2 separate regions of the Homo sapiens genome follow, and region 2 is linked to region 1. The links are chromatin contacts, found by Hi-C or POLR2A ChIA-PET in ENCODE. All regions are on one chromosome and are shown on one strand. The core of a region is the stretch at or near the end of the contact, and the rest is flanking DNA. Distances in the headings are between cores, read along the strand shown.

Region 1 (6,222 bases), core at 1,475-3,974:
CCAGGATGGTCTCGATCTCTTGATTTCGTGATCCACCTGCCTCGGCCTCCCAAAGTGCTGGGATTACAGGTGTGAGCCACCGCTCCTGGCCTCATATTTTCATTCTTAAAAGTGTCCCTGTTTTGACAGTAAATTTCGTGGCCACCCCTAAACTTAAATACCATTCTGTTTCACCTTTTCATTATACATAATGGGGAATAGAGGCTCAGTGAAGAGAAACAACTTCCCAAATTCACTCAGCCTGCCCAGAGCCTGCAAGTGGAAAATCCCTTCTCTTTGTACCTAGGAAGGAAGGGGAAGAGAATACAGGGTGACAGAATGGTTCCCTTTGTCTGCTCTCCAGCGTCTTGAAGCAAATCTAATAGGAGTGCCCTAACTCCTCTCGATTTCCTGGAAAGTGATCAGCAATAGTATGGTTGCCAGTGGCCATGAGGGAGCTAGGGTTTGGAGCAAACATTACAGGAAGCTGGAGAGGGAAGCTTTTTCTCTTCTGTACCCAGAAGAACAGCCCAAAGGGAGGAACACTGCCTATGATTAACTAGCTCTTATTTAGGCACAGTATTTTTTTGGTTGATGTCATAACGTACCTTCACTTTCATGGTCTCAGTTGATCTAATTCTTACTGTCTTTGGAAAAGAATGTGAAGGTATCATCGTTCCCATTTTGTAGTGGAGAAAATCGAGGCCGATAAAGACTTGCTTTAAGTTTCACAGTAAGTATCAGAGTTGGTACTAGAGCTTCATCTCCTATGTCCTTGCCCAGTATTACTTAGGCTTCATTTTGCTTCCTGAACAGTCTGCCCTTAGGCATCTAACACAGAAATCTCATTATAATAAAGTATTTTTAGTATTCATGTAACTTAAGCCTTTTGGATGGAGCCCAAGGCAGAACCATCTTATATCCTGAATTTGGCTCTGTGGCAAATAGTGTTAGAACATGGTTCATGATCAACTATGGGTTTCGCTTTACAAACATATCTCTGAAAAACTTCCCTATGTGGACGGAGAACAGGCTAATTTATCTTGGGATAGGAGATTTCTCTTTGAAACAGTTGCTGGGATCCTGGAGAATAGAGGGACAGTCTTACTATAGTACTTAACCGTGCTGAGCTTGCAAATCCCTAACCTGATATTTTTGCAGAATCTCCAATTCAGAAAGATTTGTTTTGGCAGAGACTGAAATTCTTTATTTGGAACTTGAGGTATCCCTGACCCATAAGCATTCGGCTTGACAGATACGCAGTTGCATCCGTCATCACTCTGCCCTAAGCAGGGCAATGGCTGTGGTGAGCAAGAGTAGGGGATCCCGGGTATGGTCTTGAGTTTGTGGCTAACACATGAGATGTGGGGAAAGCTGCTTTTCTTTTAGGGGGCTCAGTTGTTTCAACTGTCATATGTTGAGACAGCATTAATCAGTGGGCTTCAAACTTTTAAAGCCACCAGATTTTTCCCCCCAGAATGCTGTGGGAACCTAGCATGAATAAATAGTAAAAGTGGGACTCACAGCTTCTCCATTTAGCCACTGTATGTCTGTAGGGCCTCTGTGGACTCTAGTATGGCAACATTCGGATACATACCTTTTAGCCCCCAACACTGGGATTCTAAAGATGAGTAATGGCTTAGTGATAGATGTTAACCTCCTGAGGGGTTGCAGTGAGCCTGGAATTCTGGATACAGAACTGGTCAGACAGGGAAAAGGGCTGTAACAGTGTGACAAACAGTAGAATTAGAGTGGAGGGTAGCAAGATAAAGTTTTACATTTCATGGGTTAACAGCACTTTATAGTTTACAAGTATTTGCACTATAGTTGTCTCTTTTGAACTTACGCAACACTGTGTGCTCAGGCATTTGTGCAGCAATCTTTTGTGAAGCTGGATTATGTGCCTGGTACTGTGGGTTGAGCTCATGGACATAAAGAAAGAGGAGAGCATGTGAGCCTGGAGGAGCTCATCATCTTATAGAGGAAACAGGCAGGTAAAGAAATCATTGCAATTGCAAAACAGAAAAGCTGTAAGAGAGGTGCAAACAAATGTTGAGCAGCGAAGTGAAAGCAATGATTCCTTTTTCCTGGGGAGGGGAGGAAGGCATACCTACCGTGGGGCCTGCAGGATGAGTGACCTAGGCAGATAAATACCTAGGTAGAGAAAAACACGTGCACGAAGCAGTGGAGGCCTGTGTGAGCAAGGTGCGTTTGGGGGAAACAGGAAGAGCTAGGGGAAATCTGGCCTTCAAGGTATGGAAAGGCAGTTAAACAGTGAAGTTAACCTGCAGCTTAACTGGGAAGGACTTTGAATACAATGCAAAGAATTTGGACCCCATGGCCATTAGAGCCCCATCTTCCAGATGAGGAAAAGGGCCTTCCCTTCGCACAGGGACAGCCGAAACTGTGACTCCCACGTTCCTTTTGCTACCCTGTGCTGCCTCCAGCAGGCCTGAACCGAGGCAGGCCCTGCGTGGGAGAGGCCTCTGGGCTGTTTATCCTGCGCCAGTGGGGCTAGCTCTGGCAGGGAGTGGAAGTAGGTGAGGTGGGGGCTGTGGAGGAGAGGAGGAGCCTGACAACAAGGGCTACATTCAAGGCCTGCACTGGAGCTGACGAGGAGAATGGAAAGCTACAGTCTGTTGGAGCCATCCAGCCTTGGCAAAGCGGTCGGGGCCTTATAAGGAAATGTTGTTCTCTCCCAGCCGGTGGGGCTGGGATGGAGCCCTGTGCCCACAGGACAGAGCTGCCCTTGTGGTGGTAGGCTGGGGGTGCCACCCGCCCCTCTGCTGTGAGCAGGAGCTGTCAATGGGCCACTTCTGCAGGCTCAGCATTCCCTCTCAGCCCCAGTGTGCGTGTAGCCCCCACCCCTCCACCCCCTCCCACTCCCCATTGCCTTGGGCTGATTGGAGGAAAGGAAAAAAACAAAACAAAACAAAGACTTGGCAAAGTCCCAGGCCTCATTGCTGTTTGATGCCGAATTATTCGGAAAATAGGCTCAGGTCAAATTCTCTCTTTTTCCTGAAGAATGCATGAATAAGGGGATTGCTCTTTGTCCTCCTTCCCTGCCTGGCGCCCGCATCTCTTTTCCTTGTGATCACGAAACTCCCAGCACCCCACACGGCCCAGTGCAGAAAGCAAGAAGCTGAGATGAGTGGGCGGGGGAAGCCTTGTGCTGGTGCCTTTTCCACCTCCCAAGGGTAGAGCAGCAGCCACCGGAATACTCATAGGAGAAGGGTGACTCTCGGACTCCTTACCTGTGCCGGGCAGACCAGAGGGCCAGGGAGAGAGAGATGGGCACAGGGTAAAAACACAGCCTGCCCAGAAAGCAACAGAAAGTGCTCCTTGGGGTGGGCGCGGTGGCTCACGCCTGTAATCCCAGCACTTTGGGAGTCCAAGGAGGGTGGATCACGAGGTCAGGAGTTGGAGACCAGTCTGACCAACATGGTGAAACCCCGTCTCTACTAAAAATACAAAAATTAGTTGGGCGTAGTAGTGTGTGCCTGTAATCCCAGCTACTCAGGAGGCTGAGGCAGGAGAATTGCTTGAACTCGGGAGGCAGAGGTTGCAGTGAGCCCAGATCGCGCCACTGCACTCCAGCCTGGGTGACAGAGCAACAATCTGTCTAAAAAAAAAAAAAAAAAGTGCTCCTTGGGAAAGGACAGTAAGCATTAGTCAGCTCCTGGAAGGAGGGCTTTTCTACAGGGAGTGAGGAGAGATGATTTAAAGCACTGATCCCTAGCAGATCTTTCTGAACTCAAGATTGGGGATAGGAGCAGAAAAGATGCTTAGTGTGGCCTTTTGCTTTGGCTATTCATAGACCCCGTGCATGAAACCCTGGAGCTACAAGGAAGCAGGTTGGCCAGTGCAGCTCCTCACCTAAAGCTGAAATATTTTTACAGCAAGCTTGGCAGACCTTCAGCTAACCAGTGCTCCTCTAGTCATCATGGACTTAGTTCCTCAAGTTAGTCTGTCCCAAACATACAGCTCAACCCAACAAGGAGAAGTAAGTCATGGAAAGCAAGAGGAAACTTCCGTTTCCAAGGAGTTTACCATCCAGAGCAAAGCTACAAGGAGCACACAATAATCCAAACACAAAGAAGAAAGTTATGGCCAGGTGTGGTGGCTCACGACTGTAATCCCAGCACTTTGGGGGGCTGAGGTGGGTGGATCACCTGAGGTCAGGAGTTTGAGACCAGCCTAGCCAACATGGTGAAAACCTGTCTCTACTAAAAATACAAAAATTAGCCAGGCGTGGTGGCGGGCACCTGTACTCCCAGCTACTCAGGAGGCTGAGGCAGGAGAATTGCCTGAACCTGGGAGGCAGAGGTTGTAGTGAGCTGAGATTGTGCCACTGTGCTCCAGCCTGGGGGAGAGAGTGAGACTTTGTCAAAAAAAAGGAAAGAAAGAAAAAAAAAGGAAAGAAAAAAGGAAGGAAGGAAGAAAGGAAGGAAAGAAAGAAAGAAAAGAAAGGAAATAAAAAAGAAAGTTATGAGCTCTAAGAAAAACAGAGATGTCTGAGGTGAAAGAAATTGCTCTTGACTAGGTGTCCACAGCAGTAGATGAGGAAAGCTCTTATAGAAGAGATGGAATTTGGGGTGAAGAAAAGTTAAAAGTCCAAAAAGTGACATTTTGAGAGATTGTAGGGAAATGGCTTCCAGGGGGAGGAACTAGCCTGAGCAGGACGTGGTGGCAGGAAATCTTGGGGCTCACTTGGTGTCTGTGGGGAGATGGACAAGTGGATTAGTGCAACAGGGAGAGGAGGGGCTGTGGTTGGAGAATGGCTGAGCACCACATTTGGGGGCACTGAATCCCAGAGGGAGGAGGAAATTGAAGTGATTGGCAGCCAGGAGCCACCGAAAGCTTTTAAGCGTGAAAGAGATGTGACCGGTACAGTGGTTCAGCAACTGTGATCTGGTATCAGGCGCAGAAGGGAGAGGCATCCTTCGCCCTGCTTTGGTGAAGCCAGGAAAGTACCACTTCCTGCAGCAGAGCTTTGGCGGTGTTGTGGCCCTTTCCTGAGCACTGGAGGCCTGGCTCTCCAGACAGCCACCTAGATCTCAGGATTTCAAGCACTGCTGCATCTTAGAGGCTGGCTGCTTTTTGAACGAGTGACCCTTCCCCAGAAAGGACTAGGACTGGCCACGTTAGCTCAGTTCTCTTTTTACTTTGAGGCTTGCACAAGTCATTGTGTTCAGATATGGTTAAGAAACCTAAACTTCAATCCCTTTTCAGGACTTGGAGACCTGGCAGGTTTCCAAAAAGCACCCAGGGTTGAAAGGCAAAAGCTCTCGGATGCCATCTTATCTCAAAGAGTCTGTCCTTTGTAAGGCATTCACTATTTAGACACCTGTGCTTGTCTCACACCTGATGATAATAGAGCAGTAACTTCCTCCCCAGCTTTTCCCTCCATGGCTTCTTTCCCTTCCTTTTGGATGCCTGCCTCCATCAAGGCATCACTATTCCTAGGGAGTATGAGGCTTTTGCAGAGTGCTTTGGGCTCCTGTTGCAAAGAGAGCAGGCATAGCTTTTTGTCCCAGAGACAAATCCAAGGTGCTCTGGAGGATAGCAGTGAGTTCCTGTCTGTGTTCTGGATCTGGGTTCTGGCCAGTCTTGCTGTCCCACTGCCCAGCATGGCCAGTTCAGCAATAGAATTCTGAGGGACCTGAACTTGATCTTCACACCTGGCCCCTGCCTCCTAGCCACAGGGCGCTGCAGCTGAGGAGCTGATCATGTGCGTCTTGGTAGCAAATCCTGCTTCCTACCAAACTTTTCTTCCTTGACAATGCAGACAGTGACCCCTGGGACCACAGAGATACAGTTCTAGTCCTGGAGAAACTGGTTGTTCCCCTGTCCTTCCAATAGGTTGTGGTTATGGCTAATTTTGAATTTGTATTAGATAACAATAAATTTACTTCTTCCCTTTTAAGGGAATATATGAGCATTTTATGATGAGATATTATCTTTTTTTGTTTGTTTGTTTTTTGTTTTTTTGAGACAGAGTCTCACTCTGCCACCCAGGCAGGAATGCAATGGCGTGATCTCGGCTCACTGCAACCTCACCTTCCAGGTTCAAGGGATTCTCCTGCCTCAGCTTCCCAAGTAACTGGGATTACAGTCATGCGCCACCACACTCAGCTAATTTTTGTATTTTTAGTAGAGATGGGGTTTCATCATGTTTGTCGGGCTGGTCTCACACTTCTGACTTCAAGTGATCCACCTGCCTCGGCCTCCCAAAGTGTTGGG
Region 2 (6,222 bases), core at 2,013-4,512, 520 kb before region 1:
CAGTAATTAGTCAGAAATGTTAAGCATGTGAATCGGTCTCAGAATTGATGACATATGTGAGAGGAACAGCGCCTAACTGATGTCTCCGCAACTGTATGAAGTAGGCATTGTATTACTACAATAATTTTGAAGTCAGGAATTGAGGCATGGAGAGATTAAGCTTCCTGTTGAATGTTACCCAGCTGGCAAGCGGAGGATACAGAGTGTTCCATCTAAGGCAGTCTGACATCTTTAGAGGAGCTGCTCTTAGCAAATACGCTGTATGACTTCTCATAATAACAATTAGATTGGCTTTTTATTATTTATTTGTTTACTTTTTGATGGTGGGGGCATAAGACTTACAAACTCTAAGGGAAGTGCTCAAACACTTAAGTCTTATACAGTTTACATAATGGGCTGTTTATTTTGTTTAAAGCAAACCAAAAGGAAATTGGCTCTAATATTACTACCAGCTCATTTTTGAAACAAGTAGAAAGACCTCAGGGGTTCTTTTTTTTTTGTGATCCTAGAAAGAGATATTGGAAACATTTGCATACAGTCCTATCTTCTGAAAATATTGGGATGTAAGTGCAGTGAACACAGATATATAACATCTATCTATACCTACTAGGACATACATGTGGTAGATCTTAAAACACACTTTTATTGCATTTAGTTTTATATTGGTGTCTATGTTTATACATGAACATGAATGTGAGAAAGGCAAAGAAATCACCACTACTAAACATGGGAGGGCCAAATGTGTGCTTGATCCTCATGGAGCATGAAATAAGACTTAATCTTTGCCCAGAAGGAAAATCTTCCTGAACAAGTATAATGATTGATTTTTTTTTCTTTAGCAGTTCTTTATCTCTTCTCCTTTTTTAAGGACAGTTAGCACAACTGAACAATTACTTGGGAGGTACAATACAAAGCTTTGAGCGTAGCTCTTTATACACTTATCAAATGAGTATAATTTGCTATAATTCTTCCTCCTGATTATATACAGTAGCTATTTCATTCTCTAAATAATATCTTATACTTTTTTTTAGAAGTTGGTTAAATTGCTTAGGAGGAGAATATTAGGCTCAGTTTCTTTGAAGGGTAATATAGTGGGAGTGACTGTATAATTATCTCTAGCGGGCTTTCACCCACCATACAATGTCGTCTACTAGATCTATTGCTTTCCTGTTGAGAACTCCAGTTAATCCTACTAGCTAGCACACAGGAGAATGAGGCAGGCAAATTTTATTTTTAACTAAGGACTGAGAGCATAAGAGAAGGAAATACTAAGATTGATTAAATCTGGTGCATTTGCAATTTTTATTTTAAGCCATTTCAGATATATGTGCTACCCAATAGGTACACTAATTGAGACATTACAGTCCTTTGTGTAGCGTGTCCTATCTGGTACTCTCTGCCTGAGACCAATTGTCCTTTAAGCCACTCCACAGCTGGGCTATTTTATGCCTTGCAATTACTACTCTATTCTGGATGGGGAGTTTTATTTTATTTTAAATTGATGTGGATTTTATTCTCAAAATGCCAAGCATTCCAAATGCTTCATACATACTAAGTTTTTAAAAACAATTCAATGACTTCCAGGAGAGAGAAGTTTAACATAAGCCATTCACCAAAAACATCAGGATTTCTACAATAATTTCTTTCTCCAATATTGCTTAATAGTTTGTCTATGTGCCTTACCTGCAAGACAGAACTCCAGGGTAGGGTCTCAGGCAGTCTTACTCATATGCCTTTGACCAATGACTGCCACAAGGCCTGTCACTTTTACCCTTCTCTGCATCAAATTATGAATAGAGTACACTAATTGCATGCAGAAGTTAGAAATGATATGGTCAAACAATGTTATTCTCCTGAATTAGTGATTAAGGCTATCAGATTGTGACTACTCAAAAAAAAAAAAAGCCATTAAACTGAAGTTGCCATTCATACAAACTGACTACCACTAAAGTAGATTTGAGGTTATCTAGGGTTAGAGTGAGAATGGGAAGCAAATGAGCATGGACTTTTTAAATGTTCTAAAATTAAATTGAGGTAATGATTGCATGACTCTGTAAATAAATTACAAATCACTGAATTGTAAAAAAGCAAAATAAAAACTTTTTGCCAAATATCCCTCTTCACTAACACAGGGACTGTTAGTATTTTCAGTTGTGCCTTTAGTGGCCAATTCATACATTTAGGCTTTGGAGCCAGATGGCCGAGGCTGAAACATGACCTCTGCCACTTAGTGCCTCGATGAGTTACATACAACCTTCTGGGCCACAATTTCCTCTGCTGAAAAATGGGAGAAATGACAGGCTACATCATTGGATTACTAAGAAAAATAAGTGAATTGATTTGTGGAAGTGATACAGTAACTTCTCAATAAATGTTTAGTTACCAATCCATATCTTTTATTTAATTATAATTTTTAATATCAGAAATAATTGGCTATTGCTGCAAAGGGTTAATCTGATGGGGAATTCTACATAAAATTCTTTGTAGATAAGCACTATCCTACACAATACAGATGACATACTTCTAATTTTCATTCACAATCCAGGGCCCCTCCAATTCAAGTATATTCAGATTATCTTTCTAAAGCATGCTTCTCATTTTTTCCTCAAACTTTCAATGCTCCTGTCTTCCCCCCAGACTCCTGTCCCTAGTGCCTGCAACTGCCTACAAGGACAAGGTACAGAACATATAAAGTCATTGCATTGCACCGAATCCAATTGTAAGCGGCTCTCCGAACCCTCACCAATTTATTATTATTATTATTATTATTTGGCTGTTTTCTTTCTCTGTGCCACTTACTCCATTTTCCAGATACTTCAAATTCCTCACTCAGCCAAAAACACCATTCTTTCACGCAAATCTTCCTTTCACAATTGCAATTTCTTCTGCCTAGACTGTGGTCAGCCTTGAAAAACTCCTGTACATCCTTTGTGACCCAACTCGAATGTCACATCCTCTAGCTGACCTCAATCTTCATTGTGACCTCATAATAAGACATATACACCCCTACTGAAGCGTAAGTTCCCCCTCTCCACCCTTCAGGCCCTGCAGCCACTGTCTGCCCACACAGTCCCAAATGTTATCACAATACTAAGCTATTGTGCATTATATGTGATTCACCTCAGAGCCACAGCATATTTTCTTTTCTCTTCCAGAAAAACTTCTTCCTCTCTACTTTCCCCAAGCCACTCACCTCGCAAACTCCTACAAGTTTGTCAGACCTCAGTTTAGTTCAGATCGGATGCATTCAGGGTGTTATGGCAGGAGACAGACATGATCATAGGAAACTTCCTCAGATCTTCCAAGACTAGGTTTGCTTTGTCCCTGAATATGCTTCCAGAGTACCCTCTGCTGACCCTGAGTACTGGTCTATAGCACCAAATGGAAGACTGTCTGTCGATACACATTTTGTGACAGGCTCAGTTTTGTATAACTATTGTCAATCTCCATAACCCTAGCACATAGGAAGTCTCTGGCACATATCAGATGCTCAATATCGGTTGAGTGAATGTATTAATCATCTCCTTTAAAACCAGAGTCAGTGGATTGAAGGGTAAGTATATTATATCTCAAAAAGCTATTATTTAAAAATAAATCTGAATTACCAGTCTATCTTTCTCATTGTAGTTTTACCTCTCAGTTGCTGGACAGAGGTCTTACATGCTTGCATCCCTATCGTGGAGCCTGAAACCTACAAGTTGCTCAATAATGTTTACTGAAATTTCATAAAAATAAAATATTATGCCAGATTCTCAGCCACTGAACTACTTTCTACAAATGACCAATTTATATGAAGCTCCTCAGTAGGTAAATTGATAGTGATATCACAAATCAAGCAGCTGGAAGATTCACTGCTTTCAACATTCACATTTCACAACTAACAATTGGGTCCAGTAAGTGAATTACCCGAGATCGTGCAAATAGGATCACAAAGAATGCCTTCTCCCTAATCAATATCATTAGTGGTATCTAACTTAGAAAGACTGTTGTAATCACAGTAGTCAGATTTAGTGTTATGAGTATGGACTCTGCCAGCAACAAATCACCAAATACAGGTGATGAAAGCTATAGCTAGAAATAAATAGATCACTAGTGGGTTTTTGAAAACATGATCAGATTAAACAGGTGTTGATATGCATGAGAAGAGGAATAAACTCTTGGTTTGATGTAAGTCATTATTTGGCAGTTGTGTAATATCTGATAATCCTTCTAGGCTCTATTTACTCAAAGACCAGGAACTATAAGTATATCTGCTTCATAGGACAGAAGCCAGTGAAATTGGAGACAAATATTTTACATACCACAAATATGGTATTCAGGCAATGATGATAACAGCATCATTCTATAAGACCAACTGTATGACAGGCTTTGTTTTAAGCACTTTAGACACACTTTACACACGGCTTTGACTATAAACTGCATCTTTTTTTTTCCCTACTAACCTACTAACAAAGAACCAACAGGTGTCACTTAATATGTGTTACAATGGTTTCTTACCACATCAATCATAGGATGTGTTTCAATTTTCAAGAAATTAAACTGTGAGAAAGATATTTTATAGGATACAAGTAATAGAGTATAATACATTTAATAGTCCTAACAATCCTATGAGATGGGTCCTATTATCATCCCCATTTTAATGATGTGGAAGTTGAGGCGCAGAGAGGTTAAGGAACTTGTTCAAGGTTACATAAAAGCTTTAATGACGAGAAAAGTTTAACAGAGACTCAAAAAGTTTTACAGCGTCATCTCTCAGAAGCCCATAAAATGCTAAGAATTAGGTTTGTTTCTCTAAATCATACAATTGAACCAGTAAACTTTCCTCACTGAAGGGTATGGTGTCCTGAGATCTAAGAATTCTCATGGCAAAGTATTATGAAAATAAAAGTAGAAAGATAGCAATTTTAAACTCTTCAAGTTTTTATAATTTGCATCCTCTTTGCATTTATATAGCTCAGTTTGTATCAGACCAATTTGCACTCATTTGGATTTTGCTTTTAAGTTTTCTAAATCCTTTCATTTATCTGTTTTCTGTATGCATAAAGATACTGTAACTATTCTGGAAATGATAGTGTATTTGTTTTTCGATCTCCTTACTCCCCTTCTCCACCCTCCAAGCCTTGCTCTGAGCTTAGTGGGCATTAAATAAGTGTTGCTGACTAATTAAAGGCAAATTGGAGATCCAATTTGGCATCATATCCCAAAGCATGATATTAAAAAACACACAACTCAAGCATAGATTGTTAGCTTCTCGTATATGATTAGTGGTATTCTTGGTATAATTTACATAGTGAGAGAACATGGCTTTTTGAACTAAGCAGAAACATCCAAGGATTTGGTATGAATGTTGGAGGGAGAGTTGGGAGGAGGATCAAAGGAACACATTAAGAGATGAGACTGTGATTTGACTATGACTTGATCATCGAATAGAGTCCTTAGGCTGATCACAGTTAAGATACATATTTTTAAATCTGAGTTATTTGGTGAGGTAATGAGAGCTAACTAATAAAGCTAACATGAAATATGATACAGAAAATATGACACAGTTCCCATCAATGTTCATTTTCAAAACAATATTATTTTATGTATAAAATCATCTCTAAGCACAGAAAGGTTGTTTGCTGACTCTTGCTCCCACATATGAAAGTCAAGATATGATATTCCAGATCACCTGTGAAATTCTAACATGGTTATTAGGAACAGCAATCAAAGTGTAAGCACTTTTCCATCGTCTTGTAATCGTGCAAGGGAAGATTGAAAAGAAACACAACTGTATAATTTTCAAATTTTTCCTCATCAAAGACACTGGTTAATTGGGAAGTTATTGAGAATATAAAGTTAAATCTTGTTAATCCTTTTCCTATCATATGAAAATTCCTATTAACCACACGATGAAACCTTCTTTTCTCACACGCAGGTTAAACTAAAAGCTATTCCAAAATCCCTCACCTCTAAGCCCTAAGTGACACTGTGCAATCTCCTACCCACACCTCTCTTTACGGTAAATAGAGAAGAGGTGCACATTCTGGCAAACACATTAGTCCTCATCTACCAAAGTGAAAATCTGTGAGCTAAGAAACTTCTATACATTGTCCAGTAGTACATGTTTATAAAAATAACCTTGAAGCTTAGTCAAAGTCTCTCTGAAGTTATCAAATATTGAATGTTTTTCATTATTTTAATATCAAATATGTCTTCATTCTATTTGGTACTTTAAGTTTC

The links. A loop is a pair of places that touch in the nucleus more often than their neighbours do. ChIA-PET counts read pairs that join two places held with the same protein, here RNA polymerase II (POLR2A). Pooled maps may share reads with other maps.
Region 2: a loop to region 1 is called in a map of sigmoid colon, with 2.2 times the contacts of the local background. The contact joins the promoter of LPP-AS1 here to the enhancer-like site in region 1. A Hi-C loop is called at or near these places in 3 of 168 maps with a recorded cell type or tissue (adrenal gland, aorta and sigmoid colon) and 7 of 50 pooled maps. POLR2A ChIA-PET finds 5 or more read pairs at or near these places in 1 of 52 experiments (OCI-LY7).

The regions. Positions count from the first base shown.
Region 1 is chr3:188,048,798-188,055,019 of GRCh38, reverse strand. No RefSeq gene overlaps it. Among named protein-coding and RNA genes, the nearest start is that of LINC01991, 76 kb to the right of the region's middle. RefSeq lists an enhancer at 1,853-2,825. Within about 2 kb of position 2,724, at least 21 of the 41 ENCODE cell types and tissues checked have a DNase peak (open chromatin) inside an H3K27ac peak, as active enhancers do; they include adrenal gland and sigmoid colon, where a contact is called at or near this core.
Region 2 is chr3:188,565,706-188,571,927 of GRCh38, reverse strand. LPP-AS1 (LPP antisense RNA 1) reads left to right here and starts at 3,262. Exons shown (of 2, transcript NR_046623.1): 1 at 3,262-3,553. All of the region lies in intron 6 of LPP (LIM domain containing preferred translocation partner in lipoma), which reads right to left.